2 separate regions of the Homo sapiens genome follow, and region 1 is linked to region 2. The links are chromatin contacts, found by Hi-C or POLR2A ChIA-PET in ENCODE. All regions are on one chromosome and are shown on one strand. The core of a region is the stretch at or near the end of the contact, and the rest is flanking DNA. Distances in the headings are between cores, read along the strand shown. Region 1 holds the start of ATP6AP2 (ATPase H+ transporting accessory protein 2). Region 2 has its middle 41 kb from the start of ATP6AP2.

Region 1 (6,161 bases), core at 1,532-4,031, 41 kb after region 2:
CACATCACCAGTTGTTTACTGAGCGCTAAAGATTGAATCAGCAGGGCTGCATTCACGAAGCAGAACTGCTGACGATTCAGAATATGACCTTGAGTACATATGCCCTTCCCTAGGCTTCAATCTCTCAATCTATGAAACAAGGAGAGGGCTTCCGACAATGTTTATCTTGCTAAATTCCAAGGTTGTAGAGAACAACAATGCCCCTTTGCAACCTCAGGTGAAAAGGGCCCTTAGGTGTAAAGAATACACTATTCGCTGTTAGCTCAAAAGGGGATGTTATTTCTCAAGACATAAATGGATTGTGAAAGATTGTGAGGTTTTCTGGGGGAATGGGGGGGTGGGGACTTATTTTATATTCCAGTCTATTTACAAATTTTTTCATCTTCCTCAAATTCAAAGAAATAAGAATGTACTAGAAGTCTTAAGAACAGAAACATTCACTCCTTTCCCTGTTTCCTTAAGCTGGATGAAATGGCAGGAGGTCTGCTCCACTTTTAGCTGATTATGTCCCTAAATAAGGTTTAGATAAGTTCTTGCAGGGCCTGTGATTCAAAACCTGTTCTAAGACATGCAGGGAGATGGACAAAGAATTTTAGTTGGTGTGAAAAGATTGTGAATTTATCATGCTTAAAAATGAATTTTTAAAAATGATTAATTTTTTTCCGCCGGGAGCAGTGGCTCACGCCTGTAATCTCAGCACTTTGGGAGGCTTTAGTGGGTGGATCGCCTGAGGTCAGGAGTTCGAGACCAGCCTGGCCAACATGGTGAAACCCCGTCTCTACTAAAAATACAAAAATTAGCCGGGCGTGGTGGTTGGCGCCTGTAATCCCAACTACTTGGGAAGCTGAGGCAGGAGAATTGCTTGAACTCGGGAGTTGGAGGTTGCAGTGAGCTGAGATCGCACCACTGCACTCCAGCCTGGGCAACAAGAGGGAAACTTCGTCTCAACAACAACAAAAAAAGTGATTAATTTTTTTCGAGTCAGTCACATTAGAGTGGATGTTTTGGAGGGGTGCTTTAGACATTTTGGTTCTAATAATTTCACATGCCTGATGGAAAAATCTCTCTTCTCCCTTTCAGAGTTCTCTAAAGTCCCATTTGTACAAATTCTCCTCTAGAGGAAAAGCAAGTTTGAGAGTTTCCTGTTTCTTGACGTTAGGTGAGGAAATCGACTCTGTTCCCTAAATTTGAGAGTGGCTTTGGTAAGCATAGTGTGTTCTAGAAAGTTCAAACTATTTAGTGAGTGTTTCTCTTTTTTTGCTTTCTTTATTTTCTAATAATAAAAAGACAGGGCCTCACTATGTTATCCAGGCTGGTTTTCAACTCCTGGTGTCAAAGGATCTTCCCACCTCGGCCTCTCAAAGCGCTGGGATTACAGGTGTGAGCCACCACACCTGGCCTCGAGAGTGTCTTTCTGATTCAGTTTTCAGTTGGGCAAGGTTTTCCTAGGGTGGGTCTGCTACCTGGGGAACTCCTGGGGTCACTGTTTTTAACTCGCTCTCATTTTTTCATCCTCAGGAAACTCCAAGAAGAAAATGGGACTGGAAACTGAAGAAACAGTAAGGCATTCCCCCCCTCCCCCCCGCCAATAAGTCTGTCTTACATTTGTGCAGTAAATCATGCTCAAACGCCTTCAATGGCTTAGTGTAGGTCTCTTATGTACAATTTAAAATCCTCAATAAATGTGCCTAACTGAAAGTTTTAGCTCTGTGCCTCCTCTCTCATATAATCTCTTATTTGATTACTGATGCTTAACCTGACGGGGCTTTCTCCCCACCTTAACTACAGTTTTCACTGGAACAATCTCCCCATCTCCTATCCTTGGATATGAAATCATTTCCACCTTTCAAGGTCATCAGCTGGGGCGTCATTTTCTACCTACAGACGCTATAGTGTGTCCCTTCTTGCCTCACATCATAGGCAAAAGACTATGAACTGCGGGAGGGGAGGAGCCTGGTCTAATTACTATGTCTAGCCTTCATACATCCTCATAGAACACCTTGCCCAGATTGGAAACTGAGTGAATGGACAAATTAAGTAATTAATTAACTTTCTGTCCCATGACTCCTTGTAGATTGGAAAGTCTTTGGAGGTAGAGTTGCCAGACTTAGCGAATCAAAATATAGGATACCCAGTTATATTTGAATTTCAGATAACCAGTAATACTTCTTTTAATACAAGTATGTCCCATAAATTAATTGCGACATAATAACAAATAATCGTTGTTTACATGAAATTCAAATTTAACTGGGCGCCCTGTATTTTATCTGGCACCACTATGTGGAAGGCAGGGGTTCCCCGTTGCGCCTGGCTTCTTCCCAGTAGGTGCTCGGCGTCTGTATACTTGTTAGAGCGAAACCCCAACCAGCCCCGCCTTTCACAGCTGGCGTCCGTAGCCGGGCGGAGGCACACGACCAGGAAAGACAGACACCCTGGTTGGAGACCGTCGCTCGAGACTGGCAGAAAGATCTGCACTCGGGAGGCACCCTCACCCCGTGGGCTCCGGGACCCCTCGACTAGCTCCATCACCCATTCCGACTACCCGCCCTACGCTCCACCTCTTGACCCGTCATCACCGACCGGGGGGCGGGACTGCCCGACTTTTCAATCGCTGCCTACCATTGGTAGAACTCTCCATCCGTTACTTTAAGTCCCGCCTATCAGGCTGTCGCTTCCCAGGTTACGTCCCTTCCGTAGGCCGCGGCGTAACTGGTGATTGGTGGAGAAAGCGGCAGCTGTCCCAGCGGAAGCGACGAAGGGACGGGACCCGGGAGCCTGGACGAGTCCGAGCGCGTCACCTCCTCACGCTGCGGCTGTCGCCCGTGTCCCGCCGGCCCGTTCCGTGTCGCCCCGCAGTGCTGCGGCCGCCGCGGCACCATGGCTGTGTTTGTCGTGCTCCTGGCGTTGGTGGCGGGTGAGGAGCCGGGGGCCGGCAGGACGTGCCTGGGGAGGTCCTGCGCCGCGGGGCTTGGGGGTCGGGGGCGGCCGCGGGCGAGTAGCTGCGAGGCAGGTGCCGCAGTGCGGTCCGTCAGCGGCGGCCTCGCCTCAGCCGCGTCCCCGTCAGCATCTTCTCTGGATCGGCCGTGGCGGCGCGGCCTCACGGGCCGCCGGGGCCGGGGCTGGGCTGCGTAGGGGGCCCCTGAGCCTGCCTCCACCCTCCACTTTGAGGGCGGCGCGTCCGGCCGGCTTCTTGCGCCTGAAAAGGCCCTTCAGAGTACGGAGATGCATTTCTCAGTGAACTGGGATTGAGTCGCAGCCCGCTGCGAAGAAGAGAAGGCAGACTTTTTAGCTGCCACTGGCTGCCACGATGTTTTTGCATTTGTATGGTGCCTTCATTTCTAGTGGTTGTCATCAGTAATTGCTGAAATCCCTGCCCCTCCCTTCCCTTATGTATATTTCCGGATGCAAAAGTTGAGATGGAGTCATTATTTTTATATGACTTATATTTCTTAAGGCGAATACAAAGCACCTCTCAATAGTTTGTCAGAGTTCCAAATTTTAAGGATTTGGAAACAGGATGTGAGTCGCATTTTTAGGGTCACATGTCAATAAATGGTAGCTTTCTGAGTAGAACCTAGATTCCTAAGCATTCAGCAAGAGGTGAAGAAATCAGCTAATACGTGGCCTCTTACTGCATATCATGTGGTAATGTATTTCATTTGACAGCAGTCCTTAGAGGGCATCATCTTTGTTTTGCAGGGTGATCAACCTAAATAAATTACCCAACACTAAACAGGTTGGGTGCTGGATTTGATTTCAGATGAGGTGGTGCCAGCGCATCGGCCTTTTCCATTATATATGTTGTGTTGCACAAGTAACGCTATTACTGTGTGAGAATGTGGGAGTGATGGGGACTGAGACTGGAGGCACAGACAGTAGTGAACAAGAGGCCAAGTTGAGAACGGCTTGGAGGAATGGGTGCTCTGATCTCAGTGTGTCAGTTTAAAACCTATGGGAGGCCGGGCGCGGTGGTTCACGCCTGTAATCCCGGCACTTTGGGAGGCCGAAGCAGGCAGATCACCTGAGGTCAGGAGTTTGAGACCAGCCTGGCCAACAAGGCAAAACGCCATCTCTACTGCAAATATAAAAATTAGCCGGGTGTGTTGGGGCACACCTGTAATCCCAGCTACTCAGGAGGCTGAGGTACGAGAATCGCTTGAGCCCGGGAGGCGGAGGTTGCAGTGAGCCGAGATCGCGCCATTGCACTCCAGCCTGGGCGATAGAGCCAGACCTTGTCTCAGAAGCAAAAACAAACATACAAACAAACCAAAAACCTATGTGAGGTGTTGGGAGGTCCTGCTTGTGGAATGGCGATTTAATTCTGCACCAGTATGCTCTTGAAATCTGCAGATCTCTGTCCCTAGAGGTGCGGGGGTTTTGTGTGTTAATGATAGTTACGTTGTATCCATGCCCCAAACGTTTTCGAGTTCTTTGTTTCTTTCTTCTGTTTCTGGCTCTGGAAAGGTCTTTCTGATCTACTGAGATACTTTGAGGGAATTAATTTTAATTCAGTTTTTGAAATTTTAAAAATATTCCCTTTGATCCTGTGGTTTAACTGAACATCTATTGAGATTCCATGTTTTAATATTTTGACTGATATTATTTTGATTCAGTGAGGTATAGGCTTTTTTGTTTTGGGTCTGAGATAAAATAATTGCTTCTGCACATGGTTTGAACATGTTTTCCTTACTAGCATAGCCGAGTTCATACAGAACAAGAACCTGATCCTGTCAGCTTCTGAATTGCTCAGTCTTGTCAGATGAGGTTCAGTTATTATTTTCCACAATGACTAAATGTGATGTAGTGGAAAACATCTTTAAGAGCTCTGACTTCTCTATTCCAGGCAGAAACAAAAATAGAAATCCTTTAAAACAGTGTTGCCAAACTAGAGGGAGAACTAGGGACCTAGAGAGAGAGGAAGGGAACTAGGATTTTGAATACCATATCATGAGGCGTATTTGATAAAATTCAGATATTTAGCCTGGAGAAGAAAGGCCAAGGGTGAACACATGGAATTTGAAGTGATGTCATGTAGAAGAGGGAGATAGGATCCATTTTTTTATTATTATTGATTCCATCCACCATTCGTAGACGATAATAGCACAGTATAGTGGAGTTCCTAGAGGGAAGGACACTTAGCCCAGACTGGGGAGGCTGAGGAAAATTTCCCATGGGAGGTGCCTCCCAGGGCTAATGTGTTGAAAAGTTGGGGTGGGAAGAAAAGGTATTTGAAACAGAACAGCATGTGTAAAAGCATGGCGATGTGAGAGCAAAGGGGCAAGTAGTTTGGTGGGGCTGAAATGTACAGGATTAAGTTGGGGAGATACCAGAAATAAGGCTGATGAGGTTTCTTGGGTGTTAATGCTTTGGGTTTTGCCTCAGAGTCTCTGGGCAGTGAGAGAAGGCATTTAAGCAGAAGGGTGAATGATCAGATCTGTATTTTGAAGCAGTTATGGGAAAGGCTGGATTAGAGAGTGGCATGACAAGGGTCATAAGGCACCCAATTCTAGCAAACCTGGAGAGGGCCTGAAGAGTGTGCCCTGGACATAGAGGGGAAAGGATTTGTGAGATAAGAAAAAAAGATGAAATTCAGTGGCTAATTAGCTGTGTTGCTGAGGAAGATTTAAAGACGACTGATTCCAGCCACTGGGTGGAAGGAAGGTGGTATCATCCTTCAAGATAGAATACAGGAGAAGTGTGTGGAAAGATGGTGAATTGGGTGTGTTTTTGGTGTTTGCAGCCTTAGGAGTAGTTGGGCTCAGCCTGGGAGAGATGTAGAATAGGAAAGCAGTAAGAGTCAAGAATGGAGCCCTCAGATCTCCAAAGTGGAGTATGCTAGGTGATCCATTTGGATGCCAGATGAATGTACTAGAAATTCCATTTATATCCTTTTTGTTTTTGTTTTTGAGACAGGGTCTCACTCCGTCACCCAGGCTGGAGTGCACTGGTGTGATCACAGCTCACTGCAGCCTCGACCACCCAGGCTCAAGCGATTCTCCCACCTCAGCCTCCCTAGTAGCTGGGACCACAGGCGCATGCCACCATACCCAGCTAATTTTTTGTTTGTTTTTGTAGAGATGAGGTCTCAAACTCTTGGGCTCAAGTGATCCTCCTCCTCAGCCTCCCAAAGTGCTGGGATTACACGCAGGTGTGAGCCATCG
Region 2 (6,227 bases), core at 2,018-4,517:
GGAGCTAGGGTTCTGGTTGTGAATTCAAGTCTATCAACTAGATGCTCTTTCAGATGATTTGGAAGGTGGGGCAAGGCGGAGGCCATGTCCCATTGACAAGCATGATTGTAGGGCCAGTGAGTTTCTGCAGCAATCTTCCAGTGTCCAACACTAGCCTAATGAGTGTCAACTGGCAGTTGCAGCAACAGCATGAGTGTCTTCCTGATCCCTAGGTCCCCGCTAAAGCAGCATGCTCTTGAAGTCACCAGTCCCCATAGAGCCTTCTAATTCCCACCTTCCTGATTGAGGTAGAGGTAGAGTCGCTCCCCTAGCAGGCAAGTAGTGTGTGCTGTCACTCTGATAGTCATTATTAGGGGGCCATCCCAAAGCCTCATCTTCCCTTCTATACACCAATTTTGCAAATACTCAGTTGCAACAGACTGAACGTTTTTGTCCCTCAAAATTCTGGTGTTGAAATCCTAGCCCCCAAGATGATTGTATTAGGAGATAGGGCCTTTGAGAGGTAACTAGGTCATGAGGGTGAAACCCTCATGAATGGGATTTGTGCCCCTATAAAAGGGACCCCAGAGGGCTACCTTGCCCTTTCTGCCATGTGAGGACAAAGTGAGAAGACACCATCTATGAACCAGGAAGTGGGCCCTCACCAGACACTGATTCTGCAGGAGCCTTGATCTTGGACTTCCCGGCCTCTGGAAGTGTGAGAAATCAATTTCTATTGTTTATAAGGTAACTTGTTTATGGTGTTTTGTTATAGCAGCCTGAACGGACTAAAACACGATCACCAGAATTAAATCCCTTTCTGCTTAAAATAACTGGAGTGATTTCTTTTCCCTGCACCTGGACCCCGAGTGTTGGTCATATATGATGAGACTCTATTTGCAATTTGATCATTCAATATTGCAGGGTTTTGGGGGCATCTGATAGAGATCGGCATTGCTGACTTTTTCCAGGGCTGTGCTGCACCCCTTACACGGGGCCTCACCCCCCCAGCCGGACTTTACTATCGTTGGGCAATGATCTCTTTCTCTCCTTTCTCTTCCATGACTATTTGAAAATGATTTCCCTCTGCTCAAGCTCCCTATCTCATTGTAGCAGACCCTAGGGCTGTCTGCTCAAGATATACCTCCACCTCTTTTCAGCTAACAGAATCCAGTTTTGTTTGGGTATTAGGCAAAAATCTTTTAACTTCAGGTAATACTCTCTGTGATGGGATTGTGACCCAGTTCTGGCTAATAAGGGGAAGTCTCCTGGGAGTCTCCTGAAGAGAATTTTTCTTCCTTTATAATAAAAAGGAAAAATAAAAAGCAGTGAGGAGAAGTTTTTTCACCACCTGACTGTCCATGGCTTCCTATCCTAAACAGGCACTTGATGCCTAGAGCAGCAGCAGCCATCTTGACACCACGAGTTGGCAAGCATAGGCAGAAATAGCTAAGGACGGCACAGCAAAGTGGCTGACAGAGCTGACGCCTCAATGCAACCAATGAACTGTGGACAAGCCCTGGAACTGTCTACCTCCAGACTTCTTGCTAGCTAAGCAGTAGAGATTTAAGCCACTGTTAGTTGGGTGTTTGGTTACCTGAAGTCAAAATCCCTCCTAAATAATACATCTAACCCATTCCTGATAACTCTCCAGATGCCCTTGCTTTTGACTCTACAAAGAAAATGGAGTCCCTTTCCTGTCCTCCACCCCACCAACACACAAGCTTTCTCCCTTCCCTCTTGTCTCATGGCAAGCCTCTGATCTGTGGTTAATCTCCTTTGCTCTGGATGCCACCTCCTCCATGATGTAGGGACATCAGCCCAGCAGTCAGCTCCTTTCTCTCCCACATCTTCCATCTCAGATTCTCCAGCAGCATCTTCTCAACTGTGGTCTTGAGTCAGCACCCCAGGCTATGTGTACAGGATTGAATGAACATGTCACCTCCTCATCACTGGATAACTGCTTCTAAAGGGCCCCTTTCGAGTGCCCTGGATAAGCCTCTAGGAGATGAAAGAAGCAAGAGTCTAAGGGTTTTGAACTGTCCTCTGTCTCCAGAGTAAGCGGTTGCCGGGACCATGTGTGTTCACTATGGGTGCTCAGGCCACAATCAACGCCTGCCTTCCACTGAGAGGGCTGTGTCCCTTCTGCTTTTTCTCCTCATTTTTATTGAGGGCGTATTTTCTTTATCTTTAAAGCTTTTATAGCTTTGTCTCTCTGCCTCGCTTTAGTACATTCTGTTGTTATGATTTATGCTGCTTTTACTGGCTCTTTACCCTCAGCACATAAACATGTTTAAGTTTTCCACATCTTAAAAAAATAAAATAAAATAAAAAACCCTTCCTTGACCCTGTGTTCTCATCTAGTTTCTGCATTCTCTCCCTCTCTCCCTGCCCCTCTCTCTCTCTGCCCTCTTCATTGTCAGCTCTTTAGAAGTCATCTGAACTCGCAATATTTTCTTCCATCCCACTGATTCCTTAACTCTACCGGCCAACTCACCTCTCCAAGAACCAGAAACTCAGCCCAGCTTTGCTTAGCACAATGAGGGGTTTTATTGGCAGGATGCTGGGAATACCTCAGGGCTGTGGGAAGAGAAGACGGGAAGAGGTGCAGCTGGGCCACCAGGATCCCCTGAGACTCTTTTCTTGTGGCCCCCACACTCTCTCTTCTCCGAGCTTCTCTGTTTGGAGTGATGGCATTCTTTCCTCCATGCGACTCCTAGCTTCTCCAGAGCCTTCTATCTTGTGGCTCCCACCCCCAGGGAAGGTTCAACTTGTTTGCCTTCATTAGTTGCAGTTTGAAAATCCCAGGGAAGGGTTCTGATTGGCCCACTGTGGGTCCGGTGTCTTCTCATGGATCAATCAGCCATGGCCACAGGAGTGAAAGTCGCACAGCAGAGACAAAACCACAGCTGGCTTCCTCCCTACCAGCAGTGCTTCACTGAAACTACTCTCATCCACCTGGGGGCGCCCCACCCACACGGCTCAGGCCTGACCTCTTCGTGTGCCCCTGCTGCTTCCGATTGCTGCTATCTGCGTGAAGCCGTGGAGCGCTACTGCTTGTGTGTACAACAGAGCAGCAGGGCCAACTTCAACTGATGATTCTCAGGTGTATAAATACCGCAGCTTCCTCAACCTCCGAAGTAGGCTAATGCGGTGGGCACAGAGATGAGCCCGCCAGGTTCCCCTCCAAGGAGGTATTCGTTGCCCCAGTTGAGCAGACAGTCTCCATCCAGCTGCCAAGAACCATCTCACCCATAGGCACTTCCTCCCCCCGGGGTAGCCCACAGCCAATGACTAGTCATTTCATCCCACTCCAAGACAGCACTGGCAGGCCAGACGCACTTCAGCGTTCCCCACGATGACTCCAGGCTTCAACAGGCCAGTTTTGCAATTCAACCCTCCCTCTGCCCAACCCCACTTCCTCCTCCTCCTACAGACGTTCCTAATGACAATCTTGCATGCCAAACTCCATTTCAGTTTCTGCCTGTTGAGAACCTAGCCTGTGACAGAACTGAGCTCTGTGTTCCACACTGTCTCTCAGAGGTCCCCCTTGGGACTGAGCGCCAGTTGCCTGCAGTGGGAACTGGCTTGGTGACACTCCCTTTATTGCTGGCTTCTCTCTCCTGTCTCACACCCCCATTCCCAAGCCCATATTCTCTGAATCTCCTAAAATCTAAATCTGTTTGCTCTCAAGCCCTTCTCTTGAGATCTGCTTCTGGAACAACTCAGACTCAGACACCAGGACTTTCTTGCTGTTAAATCCAGATGACCCAAACTTTATCTGCACAGTGTACCACTGTGACCATGAGCGCTTTTTGAAACACTTTCCTCCCTCAACTCCCTGAAACACTTTTCTGCTTCCCCTCTGGCCATTCCTTCTTCCCCTGCCCACTTCCAGGGTTGACAGCCTGGCTTGTTCTTGCAGCCAACACAGCTGAGAAGACCTGTCATTCCTCTGGAGCTGACTGCCACTACACAGGAATGACCCACACTGTCCATTTCCCATCCAGATCTCTCTCTCTATCTCTGTGTTGAACTCTGGACTCATATATCCAACTATCTCCCACCATCTCTGTGTGAATGTCCCACAGACACTTCAAATCATCATGGCAGGACTGAGCTCCTCACCATTTTCCTAAGCCAGCTTCTCCTGCTATACTCCTTTCTGTATTCTCCTACATTCCCCATCTCAGCAAATGGCATCACTGTCCCTAAAGCCAGCTATTCTGAGAGTCACCCAGCCTCCTACAAGTAAGTCTCCCTGATCCCAGGCTGTGCCATCCGCTAGCCACATAACCTTGAATAACTCATGAAACCTCTCTCAGCCTCAGTTTCTGCATCTGTAAAATGGTCTGTTAATAATAGTACCAGGCTGGGCGAGGGGCTCATGCCTATAACTCCAGCACTTTGAGAGGCCAAGGCAGGTGGATCACTTGAAGTTAGGAGTTCGAGACCAGCCTGGCCAACATGGTGAAACCCTGTCTCTATTAAAATACAAAAATTAGCCGGGCATGGTGGCGAGCACCTGCAATCCCAGCTACTCGGGAGGCTGAGGCAAGAGAATCATTTGAACCTAAGAGGTGGAGGTTGCAGTGAGCTAAGATTGTGCCACTGCACTCCAGCCTGGGCAACAAAGCGAGACTCCTTCTCGGAAACATAAAAAATAATAGTACCTACTCGGTAGAGTTGCTCTGAGGTTTAAAAGAAACTATAGGTGTAAAATGCTTAGAAAATGATATGGCACACAGTAAGTGTCTTAGTCCCCTTTGTGCTGCTATAAAAGAATGTCACAGACTGGGTAATTTATGAGGAACAGACATTGATTTCTTGCAGTTCTGGAGGCTGGGACATCCGAGATCAAGGTGCTGGCAGGTTTGGTCTCTGGTCCAAGATGGTGCCATGTTGCTGTGTCTTCCAGAGAGGAGGAATACTGTGTCTTCACATGGCAGAAAGTGGAAAGACAAAAAAGAATGAACTCTGTGGAACTCTGTGTCCTCATGTGGCAGAAGAGCAGAAGAGAGTGAACCCACTCCCACTAACCCTTTTTATAGTGGCATTAATTCACTCACGAAGGCAGAACCCTCATGACCTAAATATTTCACCAAAGGCCCCACCTCCCAACACTCTTGCATAGGGATTAAACTTCTAACAAATGAATTCTGGGGGACACATTCAGACCACAACAGTAAGCATTCAATGATTGGTAGTTTTTCATTATTGTTTCTGCTTTTGTTTATCTTTATCCTTTCTAAGGCTCTCCTCACTTTCTGTCTTGTACCATAGGTATTTACATGCCATCTTTAAATGCTCAACTGGTCTGCAAACTTCTTTCTTTTTCCTTTCTTTTTTCTTTTCTTTTTTTTTCTTTGAGACAGGGTCTCACTCTGCTGTTCAGGCTGGAGTGCAGTGGTGTGATCACGGTTCACTGTAGCCTCGACCTCCCAGGCTCAAGCAATCCTCCTGACTCAGCCTCCTGAGTAGCTGGAACCATAGGAACACATCGCCACACCTGGCTAATTTTTTTTTTTTTAATTTTGTAATAGAGGCAGGGTCTCCCTATGTCGCCCAGGCTGGTCTTGAACTCCTGGGCTCAACTGATCCTCCTCCCTCAGCTTCCCAAAGTGCTGAGATTACAGGTGCAAGCCACCATGCCCAGCCATGTCTGCAAGATTCTTGAAGGAAGAAGGTAGCTTATCTATCTAGCTACCTATCTATTTATCTACCCATTCATCTATCATCTATCTGTCTATCTAGATGTCTATCTGTCTGTGACCACTGTTGCCTTTTACTCCTACTTCCTGGTGGCCATACTCACCCTCAGATCAGGTTGCATTGGAGTGACTGGGGGATTTTTTTAATACATATCCAGCTAAGGGGAAGTTGAGTTGAGGATATATTTAAGTTAGGTTTAGTGGAATATTTTGTGTGTACTGTTTTGTTGTTGTTGTTGTTGTTGTTTTGAGGCAGATTCTCGCTCTGGCACCCACAGTAGAGTGCAATGGCGCCATCTGGGCTCACTGCAACCTCCGCCTCCCATGTTCAAGCAATTCTCCTGCTTCAGCTTCCCGAGTAGCTGGGATTACAGGCTTGTGCCACCACACCGGGCTAATTTTTATATTGTTAGTAGCGACAGGGTTCCAACGTGTTGGCCAGGCTGGTGTCGAACTCCCGGCCTCAGGTGATCCGCCTGCCTCAGCCTCCCAAAGTGCTGGGATTACAAGTGTGAGCCACCGTGCCTGGCCTTTTAT

The links. Hi-C counts contacts between places; a loop is a spot of excess contacts on that map. ChIA-PET counts read pairs that join two places held with the same protein, here RNA polymerase II (POLR2A). Pooled maps may share reads with other maps.
Region 1: a map of CD8-positive, alpha-beta T cell shows a loop between it and region 2 (2.9-fold over the local background). The contact joins the promoter of ATP6AP2 here to the enhancer-like site in region 2. A Hi-C loop is called at or near these places in 8 of 168 maps with a recorded cell type or tissue (CD14-positive monocyte, CD4-positive, alpha-beta T cell, CD4-positive, alpha-beta memory T cell and 4 more), 13 of 37 single-sample maps with no recorded cell type and 20 of 50 pooled maps. POLR2A ChIA-PET finds 5 or more read pairs at or near these places in 7 of 52 experiments (CD4-positive, alpha-beta T cell, GM12878, HEK293T and 4 more).

The regions. Positions count from the first base shown.
Region 1 is chrX:40,578,189-40,584,349 of GRCh38, forward strand. ATP6AP2 (ATPase H+ transporting accessory protein 2) reads left to right here and starts at 2,782. Exons shown (of 9, transcript NM_005765.3): 1 at 2,782-2,914. The coding sequence starts at 2,878. RefSeq lists enhancers at 2,282-2,431, 2,482-2,691 and a silencer at 2,852-3,161.
Region 2 is chrX:40,536,419-40,542,645 of GRCh38, forward strand. No RefSeq gene overlaps it. Among named protein-coding and RNA genes, the nearest start is that of ATP6AP2, 41 kb to the right of the region's middle. Within about 2 kb of position 3,268, at least 11 of the 41 ENCODE cell types and tissues checked have a DNase peak (open chromatin) inside an H3K27ac peak, as active enhancers do; they include CD14-positive monocyte and GM12878, where a contact is called at or near this core.